2 separate regions of the Homo sapiens genome follow, and region 2 is linked to region 1. The links are chromatin loops, found by intact Hi-C in ENCODE. Cell type or tissue: mammary epithelial cell. All regions are shown on one strand.

What was found. Peaks named below come from ENCODE experiments on the same cell type or tissue, not always from the same donor. Only the 100,000 strongest peaks of a DNase experiment are listed, where the experiment ranks them.
Region 2: it touches region 1 in a loop (13-fold over the local background); 54 of 110 quality-filtered maps call a loop at or near these places.

What each region holds. Positions count from the first base shown.
Region 1 is chr1:50,703,248-50,705,747 of GRCh38, reverse strand. All of the region lies in intron 7 of FAF1 (Fas associated factor 1), which reads left to right. Among named protein-coding and RNA genes, the nearest start is that of FAF1, 260 kb to the left of the region's middle. In mammary epithelial cell, a CTCF peak has its summit at 1,518 (motif pointing right); no DNase peak of the experiment used is centred here; H3K27ac peaks cover 699 bases.
Region 2 is chr1:50,367,451-50,369,950 of GRCh38, reverse strand. No RefSeq gene overlaps it. Among named protein-coding and RNA genes, the nearest start is that of LINC02808, 48 kb to the right of the region's middle. In mammary epithelial cell, a CTCF peak has its summit at 1,317 (motif pointing left); no DNase peak of the experiment used is centred here; H3K4me3 peaks cover 373 bases.

The DNA of each region.
Region 1 (2,500 bases):
ATTATAGCTAATGTTGACCCTGTTAAAGAGGGCTTATCTGTTCTGGTTGGAAATTCTCTTTATGTTTCATTATTGGGTTCTTAAATTTTAATTAACTGGAGCATCAATGATTACTGTAGATATACTAAATGACTTGACCTAGAAAGATGTAAATGGGAACTCTTGATAATTTTTAAACTAGTCAACTTGAAACGCTGCTTAAAAATAACTGATTATTATGTAATATATTTCATGGTTTTATAGTCATTATTCAAAATACTATGGAAATTGTTGACAACATTCATTTTGGAGGATGCTTATATTTTATTTGAAAGGTTGCTCTCAAATAATTATTTATATTGTGTACTCTGCCTGTTTCTAAAAGGAATTTGAGGGGACTTTTCTTAAGCAGCTCCATCCTGCCCTTGGGCAGTATGCCTAAGATGCTGTTGGAGACTATCTTTTAGCTTAGAATATGAGAAGAGTCTATTTATAGTGTCAGTATTTTCTTCAACACGACCAACCAGGGCCACTGTTTCAAAAGAGAACCTCCCCCAAGAGAGAAGAGGTACCTTGTTGGTATGCCTTGGGCCCCAGCCACCTAAAAGCTAGTAATTCTATCTTCATGGAGGGTGGGGGGAACATTTAAGGCTATGACAGGACTTATGTTTAGAAACATTGAAATGATGACTATGTTGCATTACACCTTATAAGTTATGAAAGCAACAGTCATTTGTCTACTAATTTTTCTAAAGAGAATTAATCATGCTTAATCTTGGATTATTTTATAATGTTTTTCTTAGACTACATTTCTTAAAATAATCACTTAATGTCATTTTGAAAGAACCAGTTTTCACCCTAGTGTTTTCTTTCAGAAATATATGAACTGTTTCTGTAGACTATTAATGGTTTCCTTTTTTATATTGTGTTAATGAATTTCAGCTTCTGAATTTGACATGAATAACTCATTGCTTTATTTTCTTCATTGATTACTTGAATAGTTTGTTGACTCTAGAAACTAAACTCTTTAAAATTTTTTTCTGATCTGATTCCTAAACTGAATTGTAGGTTTGCGTTATTTAATTTTTTTTCAGGATTTTAAATATGTATAAATTGTAATTTCATTTTCAACCTCCATAATGAGTATTTTATTCTCTAAATTAAAAAACTTAATTCCTTGAAGAATCATTTGTGTTTTTATGGTAGAAATAATGTTTTGCCGTGGCTCCATCTCCGAGTTATTATAGCATCTGAAATTTTACAGGATAGTAAAATCTAAATTGTATATGTGAATATATGAAACAAGGAAATTTAGATTTAAAATAACTTCAGTTTAACCAACATGACAAAGATAAGAGGTAAATTCATTTTATTGCTGACTTGATAATTGAAGAATAGTATAATGTATGATGAATAAATATAGTTTGCCTTTTTTTCCTTCGGGGTTGAATTTTCTAGCCATAATTTTGCTGCCACCCTCTCAACCCCCACCCCTAGTTTCTGTTATTTGAGTGTGTTTCAGCTTTCTCCCACAAGAGGGCAGAAAGGACTATTCAGCAGATAGCCTAAAAATGCTATTCAGTGTTTTCAAATTAGCTTCTCTTATATTAACAAAAAGGAGCATAATGGCCAAGTTATTGTTTGATTTACAGATAATTGGCATATTGCAGGGAGGAGACTTAATTTCACCCTTTTAAATTAAACAGGGAGATTTAAAAAGACATAAAATATTCATTAATGTTCGGTGATTATAAAGTAGTGGCATATATTTATTTTGCCTTTATTACTGTTTCGATGGGAAAATACTGCAAATATTTCCGAAATCGAGTTGGCCATACTGACAAGTTGAAATGTTTAAGCAGCGTTAATGCAATCTGCTCACACCTGATATCCTATGCAGAATGATTCAAAATGACTACATCAATTATTAAAAGAAATATTTAAAATTCTGTAAATGTGCCATTGTGTGCCACAGTTGGCTGAAACTGTTCTCCGTGGCCTGCTATGTAGATTATCAAATATATCTTAAGCTTCAAGGACTTAAAACAGTAAATCTTTTTTATACCATTTTCTAAATGTCATTTTAAAAATGTTCCAGAAATATTTTTGCAAAGACAGATATTCTTATGTATTTCTTGTCAAGAATTTGGTTTCTTCTCCTTTTTCCTTTTTTTCCCTTTAAGTTAATTTAAAATAATATTTTTAAATGCTAGTTTGCCAGGAACAAATAAATGCAGTTGCTACTTATGTCACTTGCTTCTCTGTGAGTAGACAGGTACACATAGGCTGTTTTATTCTGTACAACTTAGATAAAGGATGTGGGACCTCTCTGGGCCTAGTTCTGTGACTTTTCTGCTTCAACTTGTGCAACACCTGTGATGGAGGGGGTAGTTTCAGGTGAAGGACAAGGTGCCCTTATCTACAGCTATTCAATCCACAATGACACTTAAGTATGTACATTTTTTCTTGTTGCATGATTGGAAAGTTAGTTTGATTGCATCAAGATAAAAATATAATTGTG
Region 2 (2,500 bases), 340 kb after region 1:
ATGAGCAGGACCGGATCCTCTTCTCTTTGTCCACAACAGGGATGGTGAGCACGTCCAACAGACCTCCCACCTGCTCTTCGCTCTGACCTTTCATTCCCAAGAGTAAGCTGCTTGAGAGCAAAACATGGTGTCAGCCCTGGGCCTGGCATCAGGCTGCACTCAGCAGGTAAATGTGGCACATATTTTAGCAATTGGGATGAACAGGCACTTTCTGTCCCGTGCTGAGGTAGAGGGTGAGGTGGAAAGGGTCAAATGACCTGATTTTGAATCCTGGCCCTCGTATTGCATGGCTGTAGGTCCCTGTGCTGTCATGCAATCTTACTGGGCTTCAGTTCCCCATCTGAAATATGGGGGAAGATTTTTTCAACAGCACTCCACAAACCTGGAAACCAAGGGTCCTCCTCCATGTAGGGATTCAACAATATCATTATCACCATCGTCATCACCATCATCATCATCACCATCATCATCATCATCATAATCACCATCATCATTGCCACCACCATTATCACCATCACCATCACCATCATAACTGTCATCATTATCACCACCATCATCATCATCATCACCACCATCTTCATTGTCACCATCATCATCACCACCACCATCACCATCATCATCACCACCACCATCATCATCATCACCATCATCATCACCAACATCATTATACCATCACCATCATCGCCATCATCATCATTATCACTACCATCATCATCATCACCACCACCATCACCACCACCACCATCACCCCCACCATTACCATCATCATCATCACCATCATCACCATCACCATCATCACTATCATCATTATACCACCATCATCATCATCATCACCACCACCACCATCATCATCATCATCGTTGGCGTTTGTTGAATGTTAGCCATGTGCCAGGTGCTGTTCTGGAGCTTTACACGTGTTATCTCATTTCATCCTCACAACCTTGTGAGGTAGATAAGAAAAGCAAGGCACAGAGAAGTTAAATAACCCTGCCAGTAGGTGCTGGTGCCCATGCTGTGACTGAAGGCTGGCCACGCCACCTCCCATCCTGTTTCTTCAACTATGAAACGAGCTCCTGTACTCCATGACACAGTGAGTGCCCAGCACCTTGCACATAGTAACTGTCCATATGTGCGGGATCACTACGTTAGTAGTGCTTCCTCCCTTTATCGCCCCGAGTCTGTCTCCCGCGCCCTTCTTTTTTCTGCCATCTCTTTTTAGTGTATTTTCTGTCCCTTTATATTCTCTCCCAGTCTCCTACCTTCTCCCACCCCATTCCCAAGACCCTCTCGGTTTTCTCTGCCTGTCCTCTGCTGCCCCCGTGTGGTATAATATAGAAAGTCAGTTCCTCGCGTGCCCCACTTTATCCCGGCCGCCGCGCACCTGGGTTTAACGCTGGAGGTGAGCGCTGGTAGATACAGGTGTGGACCGCCCTATGCATCCATGGGGCCGGGGCTGTGGGTTTGGCGCCGAGCCCCTGACTTGACTCACTCTCTGGATTTATTTTTACCTTGTTCTTGGTGCGGGGGACAGAGGCCTGGCTGCAGCCTCAGTTCCGAGTTAACAGCGGGTACTGACGTGCTCTTTCCTGAGCCTCAGCGCCAAAGGAGGGCTTTGGCCTGGGTGCAGGACCTCCTTTTTTGCCTCTAGAATTCAGCGAGATTTGAACTCTCAAGCCTTGTGCAGTTGACCCTACAGACGCCTCCCCTCATATGGTAACCGAGGGTTAAAATGCGTTCACAGAGGATTGTATTCACCTTCATGTCACAATGCCAATGAAAGACAGCCTTGGGATGTGAGCCCAATCTTCAAGTTCTTTCACATCACCCAGCCGCTTTTCAGAGCTTAATTATCCTCCCGTCAGAAGCCTGATGAACATCCTATTTCTAAACTGTTTTATATGGTTTCACAACATTTAGTTCTTTTATGTGCTTAAATATATTTTAAAATTGCACAAGCAATGCATGTCATTGTAGAAGATTAGAAAACATAGCAAAGGACTTCCAGTTGATGATGACAGGTTGGACATGTGGTTTTTCCTGAAACTCTACTAAAATGACAGCAAAGAGATTTTATTAAAATATTCAAACCCACAAGGACAAAGAGAACAACAGCGAAGACAGTAGCATTAAAATCTTCTTCTAGCTGTATTAAGGTATAATTGACAAAAATTGTATATATTTAAGGTGTACAACATGATGTTTTGATATAGGCATACATTGTGAAATGATTCCACAACCAAGCTAATTAACGTATCTGTCACCTCATACAGTTACCTTTTTTTTTTTTTTCTTTTTTGGTGTAGTGAGAATACTTAAGTCTTACCCTCCTAGCAAATTTCAAGCAGCATTTTGGAAGCTGGAGCAGAGAGCAACATTTGACGCAACAGACCTCAGAAAGCTGCATCTTACACCCTAACAGGTCTACATGAGCAACTGGGTTTACACTGGGAACCCCCAGAATACTCAGGCACTTCTAGAAGTAGGTTAGGCTAAAAACAGA